Regions from separate parts of the Homo sapiens genome. Here region 2 is linked to region 1. Evidence: read pairs that join two places in POLR2A ChIA-PET (ENCODE). Cell type or tissue: GM12878. All regions are shown on one strand. Each heading gives the region's core, and the rest is flanking DNA. Links, peaks and the distances in the headings are about the cores only. Region 1 overlaps NR6A1 (nuclear receptor subfamily 6 group A member 1). Region 2 overlaps NR5A1 (nuclear receptor subfamily 5 group A member 1).

Region 1 (5,367 bases), core at 59-5,058:
TCTGGTCATTAGCATTCCAAGACCAAGAGCTCTGGGTCTTAAAGCTTATACCCACAGCCAGTAACTGCGTGACCTGAATATATCTCTCTTCTACTTGCCAAATGTCAAGCATCAATTAATACCTGGATTCTCACTGCATTTCTCAGATCCCCATCCTCTCTCATCTCAGGCCCAGCAAATAATTCCTAATTAATCCATTAATCTATGCCCCTGAGTTTTCCCTGTCTGCTCATTGTCCTGGCTCAAATACCAGATTCCATAGTCAGTTTCCAGAATCTCCATCCTGCCTATTTCCTGACTGAAGTAATCATGTCAGATAATTTCTCTGTTCTATTTATATTCTCCTTAGAATACTTCTACAGCTTCTACTGAATAGTCAATTTACCATAGCTCCTGAAAGGACAAATGGACCCTGATCCAATCTGGGCTTATACTCCTTCCTAAGTGTTTACAATTTGAACACAAATACTTTAGTTAGTCTGTGTCAAGCATGGGTGCTAGAAGGCTATGTGACATGCCAGGGGAGGGGAGGGGCAGCCATTTTCCATCATGGACACAGAAGCGAGGAGTATCAGTCTAAAGAAGTTATCAACCAGAGGCACTAGAAAAAGCAGAAATGAGACTCCACATAGCCACAGAGAGATGGAAAAGAAATCCTGGCCTTGGTTCTTCATGAAATTCAATTGCATGCTCTGCCATTGAGCCCCAAGAGAAAACAAATACTTTTGCACCAGGTGGGTTGGCGCACACCTGTAATCTCAGCACTTTGGGAGGCCAAGGCGGGCAGATCACTTGAGGTCAGGAGTTCGAGACCAGCCTGACCAACACGGTGAAACCCTGTCTCTACTAAAAATACAAAAAATTAGCTGGGAAAGGTGGCAGGCACCTATAACCCCAGCTACTCGGGAGGCTGAGGCAGGAGAATCGCTTGAACCTTGCCTGAACCCAGGAGGCAGAGGTTGCAGTGAGCCAAGATCATGCCACTGCACTCCAGCCTGAGCAACAAAGTGAGATTCCATCTCGAAAAAAAAAAAAAAAGAAACCCAGTACTTTCTAACAATGTCCCTATTTTAAACTAGCTTGAGAGTGTTTCTGTTCCTTGCCATTGAACTACTCCAGAGAAAAGAGAATCACTCAATCCCATAATTAATATTATTTTGATGAAAATGGAAAATGTTTAGGGCTTGGTTTTTTACTGCATCTTAGTTATGCTGGACAACTGAGGGGCCAAATGATCAGACACGAGACAAGTCAACAAAAGTCTCCGCACAAAATCATTACATGAAGGACTTTATTTCCTTCTCGATGACATAGAACTTCTCCATTCAACGTAACAGAAAAACAATTCCTTAAAAAAATCATTTGGTTATTAAAAGTCACAAATAATAATTCTGTCAACAGAACTGACCACATGTAGTAATCCTACCAACTGTATCAGAACTATTATAAACACCTGTGAATACACAATGAAACACACACACACACATACACACACAATGTTGAGGTTTTGCTTTAAGTCACAGAAAAAACACCCCCTTTCTATTTCACATTTAGCATCAAAGGTTCATTGCAATGAGCCTCAGCCTAAGGCTATTTTTCTACCTTATCCTCCTCCTTCCCAACCTCTTAGCCCCATGATTCTCAAGGTATAAAGGATCTTCCTGGTGAATTAATCCAACATTCATCCATCTTATGAGTGACTGGTGTTCAGTTTATTTCTGCCTGTGATTAAAAGCTACATGCAAGTAACTTGTTAAGTGACTATTAATACAATTCAATGTTTATAAACGAATGAGACTCTAGTATTCTACTAAGCCTAGTTGCCAAAAATGGGTGGAAAAGTTGCAAAGATCCTTCCGCAATTGCACACGTAAGATCAGCTGGAAATCTTACAGTTCTCAGAAGAACTCCATTATCACTGTTGAGGAAATTAGTGGTAGTTTTCAATTGCTGCTATTTTTGCTTTACTCTTCAATTACAGTTCATTCAGCATCATCATTTTCAAGTTAGTTTGATTCATGTGGTGTATAATGATAGGTATTACATTAACAGTATCCTTATTTTGAAATTTTCCAGTAATTAAATCTTGACATGCATATGTCATGTTTCAAATATGAACCATACCCAATTGTTAAAGCGCATCTATCATCCTTACTCCAAGCCTATTTGTACATAATAGTCCACTGCCAATGAATAATTATGAACCGGAAAGCAGGAACATGCAAGTTAAGTAGATTTTTACATGCCTAAGTCAGCTAAGGTTTAAAAAAAAAAAAAAAAAAAAAAAAAAAAGCTGGCATCTTTGCCATAACCAAGCAATCTATTCTAGCCTGCCAGGTCACACTGTTTACACCCTAGTGGTCTTCCCCAAACATTATCTTAATTTTCACAGCCCTATAAATTCTATCCACCACTTCATGGAATCTCACACCCCCTTAACTGATCTTCTTCCTTCACCACTGCCTTAAACAATTCCTTGCCAAAGAAAATCTGTTCTCCTATTTCCATTTAAAAAAAAAAAAAGCCACATCTTAGACAACATTCACAAACACTCCTTTATCCATGCCCAAGGAATGGAGTGTCAGACCCAAAAATGGCGAGGAGCCATTAATGCCTCTCCCTGAAATCTCTCTGCAAGTAGATTTCTTCTTTTTATCATTAATAAAGTAGGTTTCAGGCACATCCTTCTCACCCCATCCCCAAACTCAGATCCCCTTGCATTAAGGGTCTACTCTATTACTTTAACCTTCTGTCCCTATTACCTCCTACTGCCAATATTCAAAGAAAAGTGACCACTGGATACCCACTGAGTAAGTCAAGATTTTCAAGCTTGAGAGGCAAGAGAAGTGAGACAGGGAAATGAATTCCCATGTGTCTTTATTGTTAAGATACAGAGTCTCACTATGCTGCCCAGGCTGGTCTTGAACTCTGCAGCTCAAAAAATCCTCTTGCCTCAGCCTCCTGAGGAGCTGGGACTATAGGCCCCATATATTTTTAGAGTTTTTGTACATGCTCTTAGAATGACCTAAGGGTATACAACTCCCTTCTCCAAGATTTTGAAGCCTAGCTGTACCAGAAAATCTTGTTCCGAGTTTTGCAAGCACAGGTTTTCTATTTTTCAGTCTGAGTGCTCTTCCCTCTTTGGTTAGGGCCTGTTGCCACCTAATGGACAAAACTGGCATACCCACCAATACATTAACACAGGTTCTCACCTCTGTGCTTCCAGAATAGACCACTAGATGGAGACTTAAAAACTGAAGGAGGAGGAGAGAGCGCTTATGCCCATCTAGAAAGCCTATTAGTTGGTTTATGACTACACGAAAAATTAAACTAATGCAGATTCAACAAATAAAAGGGAATATGCCCAAAATGAGAAATTAAGGAAAAATAAAAGTCTTCTGGAGGCTGGGTGTAATGGCTCACACCTGTAATCCCAGCACTTTGGGAGGCCGAGGCAAGGGGACCACTTGAGGCCAGGAGCTGGAGACCGGACTGGTCAACAGGGCGAAACCCCTTCTCTACTAAAAATACAAAAATTAGCCAGGTAGGTGACACACGCCTGTAGTCCCAGCTACTCAGGAGGCTAAGGCACAAGAATCGCCTGAACCTGGGAGGCGAAGGATGCAGTGAGCCAAGATCACGCCACTGCACTCCAGCCTGGGCGACAGAACAAGACCCTGTCTCAAAAAAAAAAAAAAGTCTTTTGAAGGCAGTATGGCACCAAGATTAAAACATAGGTTTTGGCTCTTCTACACATAATCACAAAAATCCATTAACAAAATATTACCAAGTTGAATTCAGCAACACTGGAAAATTATAATACATCACTGACCACATGAGGTCTATTTCAGCATTAAAAGGCTAGCCTGAGTTTCAAAATTCAATCAGTGTAATTCACCATATTAAGTCTAAACAATCTAGATGGAGAATTGGTATGAAAACATAACTGATTTACAGATTAGTAATTAATTATTAATCTGAAAACAACACCACTCATGATAAAAAAAACTCTTAGCAAACTAGCAACAGCATTTTCTCAAGTTGATAAAGGGCATCTACAAAAACCCTACAGCTTCCTGATTTCAAAATTTACTACAAAGCTACAGTAATCAAAACAGTCTGGTATTACCATAATGACAGACATAGACCAATGGAATAAAATAGGGAGCCCAGTACTAAACCCTCATATATATGGTCAAACAATTTTTGTCAAGGTTACCAAGACCACTCAATGGAGAAAGAATAATCACATGGTACTGATAAAATAATATCCACATGAGAAAAAAATGAAGCTGGCCTTTACCTTTATACCATACACAAAAATTAACTCAAAATCGATCAAAGACTTAAACATAAGCCCTAAACTATAAAACTTTTAGAAAAAAAAAACAGGAGATAGCTTCATGACAATGGGTTTGGCAATGGTTTATTGGATATGATACAAAAAGCATAGGCAACAAAAGAAAAAACTGCTCGATAACATGAAAATGTAAAACTTTTGTGCATCGACGGACACAACAGAATGAAAAAGCAACCTGCAGAATGGATGAAAATATTTGCAAATCATGTATCTGTTAAGAGATTAATATACAGAACACAGAAAGAACTCGTATAACTGAAACAAAAACCCATAAAGAATCCAATTAAATAGGCAAAAGACCTCAATAAACATTTCTCCAAAGAAGACACACAAATGGTCAATAAGCACATGAAAAGATGCTCAATATCACTAATCATTAGGGAAATGCAAATCAAAGCCACAATGAGATATTGTCTCACAACCATTAGGAGAGCTACTATCAAAAACACAGTAAATAAGTGTTGGTGAGGATGTGGAGAAATTGGAACCCTAGAGCACTGCTGATGAGAACGTAAAGTGGGGCGGCAGCTATGGAAAACAGTATGGTGATTCCTGAAAAATTAAAAACAGAATTACCATAGGGTCCAGCAATTCCACTTCCAGGTATACACCCCAAAGAATTGAAAGTAGGGACTTGAAGAGAGACATCCATGTATACTCATGTTTACAGCAGCATTATTCACAATAACCAAATGGTGAAAGCAACCCAAGTGTCCATCAATAGGTGAATGGATCAACAAAATGTGGTATATACATACAATGCAATCTTATTCAGCCTCAAAAATGAAGGAAATTCTAACACTATACAACATAGATAAACTTTAGGCACATTATGCTAAGGGAAATAAGCCAGTTACAAAAGGACAAAACTGTATGATTCCACTTAAATGAGGTACCTAGAGTAGACAAATTCATAGAGACAAAAAGTAGAATGGTGGTTACCAGGAGCAGGGGAGAATGGTTATTGTTAATGGGTACAGAGCTTCAGTTTTGCAATATGAGAAGAG
Region 2 (5,305 bases), core at 1-5,000, 220 kb before region 1:
CATCTGCACAGCCCCGGGGACGCTGCCGGGCCCACCCTTCCGAGCTCTCCTCAACCCGCCAAGCCCGGAGCTGAGGCACCCACGTTCTGCCCGCGTCCACCCCTCCTTCACACACAAACCCCAGCACCAGGCCCAGCAGCACCAGCAGCTCAGGGGGCCCCTCTACATGCTGGGAGGGGAGGGGTTGGGGAGGGCAGGCCTGTGTGGGGACACACAGACACATCCACATGGCTTCCCAGAGCCCCCATGTTCACACCTACACGCTGGGTCACAGCTCAGCTCAGAGTCACACACACACACACACGAGCACAGTCATGGGGTCGCCCACTCTGTGAAGTGAAGGCACACACGTGTGCACACGGCCACACCCGCCCTTGTACGCTCACACTCACGGCAACACATACACCCATGTATGTGATCACATTTACGGGTTGATGGGAAGACAGTGACACCCACACACTGATGTGTGTGGAGATTTTGCACAATAAAACACAGGCAGGCACACACACACACACACACAAACAGGCATTCCCATGGCCACAGAGACTCAGCCAGCCTGCGGACACCCACACTTCATGCAGACTGCAGGCACCTGCGCTCACAGGGAGCCCCAAAGACACCCCCCTGGGACCAGTGCTGCCCGTCCCGTCCTCCTGCCCCGATGGCCTGTGACACCGAGGAGAGAGCTGGAGATGAGCAGTGGGGGCCTGGGAGGGCTGGAGCTGGGAGCAGAGTCTGTCTTCCCCACCCCACAGCACCCACCGACCCCACGGCCCTTCCTGTGTCCCCACCTGAGAGTGGCACTCCTGCCAGCAGGCTGGACCCTGGCCATCAACCCCCTTCTCTGCCTCCCCCCCTCCCTCTCTTTCCCTACAGCCCATCTCTCCAGGTGAGTCTTCCTCCGTGGCTGTGCCCCCGTGTCCCCACCCTGGCCCCCCACCTCCCATCCTGACCCCTCCGCCTGCCTCCTCAGATACCACCTGGCCATGTCCCTCCTCCTCCTAAAGCTCTCCCCGGACCCCTGCTGCATCTGGACTTTCTACTCCCCAGATCCTCATTCCCTGCTCTAAGGGGGCCCAAATTCCGACTCTGAGCTCTCTGGAGCCCTTTGCCCATTCATTCATTCATTCATTCATTCGAGATTTAGGGCCTGCAAGGTTTGCCTGCTAAGCCAGCACTAGCAACCCCCTAGCCTCCCTCATCTCTCACCTCATGCCACCCCCACACCGGCACCAGCAGGGCCCGGGGGCTCCACACTTCCACCCTCTCTGAGCCTGCGGTAGACGTGGGGACTGCCCCCCTCATCCCTCATTCCCCAGCCAACTCCAGTGTGTTATTTCCAGACCCAGGGCCACCATCACCTCCTCCTCCATGAGCCTCTCCTCACCATGCCCACACCCCCTGAGCTGCTCCCCAAGAGCAGGGCTCCCAGGGGCCGGCGCCTCTCAAGCCTGGGCCAGGGCTGCTCACAGAGGGTTTGGGCCAGTGGGTGTTCCATGAACGTGGGGAAAGGGCTGATAATTAGGGTGCCCAGAGCCAGCCCCGAGAGGCCTGGGTCCTCCTCTCCGGGGCCCTGAATCCTGGAAGTGCACAGCGGGGCCAGGGCGGGGCCCAGGGGCGGGGCCGAGGGACTGGTCACCTCCTGCCCGGTGACCAGCAGGATGCTGCCCTCCTTGCCGTGCTGGACCTGGCGGTAGATGTGGTCGAACACCAGCAGCTCGCTCCAGCAGTTCTGCAGCAGCGTCATCTGGTCGGCCACCTGGAAGGAAGAGGCACGCGGGGGGCCGGGCTCCAGCCAGGGTCCAGGGACCTTCCTCTCACCCCTTCTCCTCCCACTGAGACCCAACTAGGCGTGCAGCCTGGGCAAGCTAACCTCTCTGTGCCCATCTACCCAGATGTCTAGGCTATCAAAGTGCAACAGAGGTCTGGCCAGTTAACAAAGGGATGTTTGGGGGTTGAATGGGCCAGGCTTCAGGCCCCACCTCTGTCTTTTGTATGACTTTACGTAAGTCCTGGTAACCTTTCTGTGCCTCAGTTTTCTCATCTGTAAAGTGGGCAAAGTACTGAGCGGACAGTCCAGTACATGTTAGGTATGCCATACATGTTAGTGACTAATGTCCATGCAGGTGCTCTGCAAAGGACTCCTACAAATGCCTGGCAAGGTTATTATTAATTTTAACCTTGTCCACATTTAAAAGCCTGTGGTCGGTCACACCTCTGGCAGCCCCAACTGCTCAAACAGGAGCCATGAGGGAGAAACCAAGGGCTTCCCCCCCGGGCCTACGCAGAGCTCTCAGGCTCAGGAGGAGGAGGGAGGTCCCACCTGGCCTGAGGTCAGGCCCAGGGCATGAGCAGGGGGGCGGCAATGGCCTGGCACATGAAGCAGAAACGAACAGCAACAAGGGGCTGATTCCGAATGCCCAGGCTGCGGCCAGAGACACTCGGTGCAGGGGCAGGGCCAGCCCCTGTTTGGAGTGTCCTTTGACTCTGCAGGACTCAGAAGCAGAGCCAGGGATCCCCTGGCCCCAATCCCTATTTTTCAGCTGAGGAATCCGCCACCCGGAAAGGGCAAGAGACTCTCCCGGGATCACACAGAGGCAGGGCCAGGCCAGGGCCACGGCTGGCATTCCCGGTCCACAATCTCCACTGTGACAAAACGAGCCCTTCTGGGTATTTGGAAGCACACTGGGCACTGCAGATGGGCCTGGGCAGACACAGCCCCATCCCTCTCAGCCCGTGCCACTCACCAGCTGGCCACCATCGACCCAAAAGACACTTCTGGCGCACCTTCCTGGGCCGTGCCCTATGGCAAATGCAAACCATGACAGCTGACAGTCATTCCACTGCAGCCCTACAGCCCTGCGAGTTTCGTATAGTCGCCACCCACATGATAGAGAGAAGAAACTGAACAGAGAGGCCACACAGCTCTGTCTAGTTCCAGATTTGCGCTCTTAACCACTAGGTGTGGAAGAGGACCTCTCACTCACCCTCCTTGCCATCCAGGAGTTCCTGGTCTCTCACAGGCTCCTTGCCTCCTCTACAGATCCTCTACCTGATCCCTCTCCTTCCTCGAGGCCCTCTCCACCCTCTGGATGCAGAATCTGCAACATCTCATGGCATCAGTTAAATGCCTCTGTCTTCACCAATACCTGTGAGGTCTGGGGAGGCAGAACTGGTGTTCAGCTCTTCTCTGGGCCCCAGAGCAGTGGTCAGAGGGGCTGATGACTGGCAAGGTGCTCCCCAAGACAAGCACAGAGAGCAGAGGGACCACTGCCCACCTGGGGCCAGAGACACAGAGAGGCCACTCCCCACCTGGGGCCAGAGACTCAGAGGGGCCACTCACCACCTGGGGCCAGAGACTCAGAGAGACCACTCCCCACTGGGGGCCAGGGGCTCAGAAGGGCCACTCCCCACCTGGGGCCAGAGGCACACAGAGACCACTCTCTACCTGGGACCAGAGGCTCAGAGGGACTGCTCCCCACCTAGGGGCGGCCCCCAGTCAGAGGGGAACTGGGCCAAGCCTAATGAACAGCTCTGTCTCGTAGGAGATAGAAGCACCCCGCTCTCTGTTCCCCTTCTCTCCTGGGGCGTCCCTGGGGCCTGTGTCCTCAGGCAGACAGAAGGGGAGAAAAGGAGAGGGAGAAGTCAGGAACTGCACACAGACAGACCTCCGGGCCCACGTGGTGGAAAAGAGGGAGGTCTGTGTCCATTCCCTCCATCCACACCTCACCTCTGGGTCCAGAGCTCCCTCCAGCTCCCAGCAAAGCTTTCTTCCCAGAGCCCCTACCATCAGCCGTGTGCCCCCAGGCTCAGCCCTGACTGGGAGGGTCCCGGAGAGACTGAGGCCTGGGCAGGGGCTGACTCGGCCATCTCTCCGTATCTCTCCTTGGAAGTGCCAGCCCCCATGGAGCCGCGGTTTCCAGGAGGGAGCCAAGGCTCAGAGGGCACCTATCACCAGGCACGGCGCCCAGTGTGGCACAGGACACCTCACCCCTGCCCTGCCGACATTCTGCCCACATTACAGATAAGGAAACAGAGGCCTGCCGGAGGCAACACTCGGGCTTCAGGCAGCTGGGCTCTGCCCAGAGGTTCCTACCGGCCAGACTTCTGGGGACCTGAGAACCTCCTGAGACCTGGGAAGGAGGGGCCTGCCCAGGGGTCACACTGGCAGCAAGAAAAACTCAGGCCCACCGTAGACACCCAGGTGGTGGTGCAGGGCCAGGCTTGTCCCCCCGCCCCTCGCAGGCCCACAGGAGCAGACACGCTTGCGCCCAGAACGAAGACACAAGGGGGTGGGGAGGTGGCGGAGGAGCGATAAGGGGTAGAATGAGGAGATAAGGCTTCAGGCCAAAAGCAGATGGGTCACGGTGACCCGGCTGGCCCAGCCCTGGGAGCAGGCTCTGTACCCAGACCTTAGACCCTGGATGGGGCAGCCCTGCCCAGTGAGGCTGATAGGGGTGCCAGGGGCACAGAGCCACAATATGGTCGCTGAGGCTTTGGTGCCCCGTGCCCTGCATTCGAGCCCCCATCCGGCCATGCATCCTCCACCCTAATTTCCTGTTTTGTGAAGCAGGAAATGTAATTTCTCTCTTTTTTGGTTAAAACGTAAGAACACACATTGGGATGTATGGGAATCGGTGGACCTGCTGTTGGTTCTTACGTGGATGCTGCCCGGCCGGGATCCCACCTGCCCCTTGGCCAAGCAGGTCTTGTACTCACTGCTTTCCTTGGGTGGACAGATGGATGCATAAAGACACCAAACTCCAAAACACTCCCCACACAGATGAGAATGCGCACACACACACACACACACACACAACCTCTTTTTATTTAAAAGAAAACCACAGGGCCATAGCTGCCAGCCCCCCTGCATGAGAAAGCAGGTGGCTAAGAGGTTCCTTTAACCAGAGAGGGTTGGTTTTCACTTTCCGAAGTTTCCTCCCTAAGCTAAAGGCTCCTCTACCCTCAGGCCTCCTTGTCGCCCTGGGAACAATGACATTTGCAGCCCCAGCCCTTGGGTCTCCCACCAGCCTGGCCTGTCTGCTGGGCACATCAGCCATCCACCCCTCCCACCGGACCGCCACAAATCTTCCTGGAGCCTTGACGCTCTGCAGGCTGCCTCAGAGACCCGGTATTTATGGGTGCCAAGCTGACCTCCCTCCCAGCAGGGCCCCTCTGGAGCCCCCTGGGGTCCGATTGGTCTGGCTGTGAAGGCCGGTGGGCTGTGTAATTCTCTGGTGGCTGACACACCACGGGCTGGCCACTGCGCTCTGCCGGCAGAGTGGTCAGTGAGGTGTCATTTGTC

The links. Peaks named below come from ENCODE experiments on the same cell type or tissue, not always from the same donor. Only the 100,000 strongest peaks of a DNase experiment are listed, where the experiment ranks them.
Region 2: POLR2A ChIA-PET joins it to region 1 with 5 read pairs; 1 of 35 experiments calls an interaction of 5 or more read pairs at or near these places.

Annotation. Positions count from the first base shown.
Region 1 is chr9:124,708,924-124,714,290 of GRCh38, forward strand. All of the region lies in intron 2 of NR6A1 (nuclear receptor subfamily 6 group A member 1), which reads right to left. LOC124902269 (a long non-coding RNA gene) reads right to left here. Exons shown (of 2, transcript XR_007061772.1): 2 at 4,411-4,912. Among named protein-coding and RNA genes, the nearest start is that of MIR181B2, 18 kb to the left of the region's middle. In GM12878, for the core only: a CTCF peak has its summit at 3,193; a DNase peak (open chromatin) is centred at 3,178.
Region 2 is chr9:124,491,391-124,496,695 of GRCh38, forward strand. It overlaps NR5A1 (nuclear receptor subfamily 5 group A member 1), which reads right to left. Exons shown (of 7, transcript NM_004959.5): 5 at 1,640-1,759. Among named protein-coding and RNA genes, the nearest start is that of NR5A1, 13 kb to the right of the region's middle. RefSeq lists a silencer at 4,872-4,921. In GM12878, for the core only: no CTCF peak of the experiment used is centred there; a DNase peak (open chromatin) is centred at 2,912.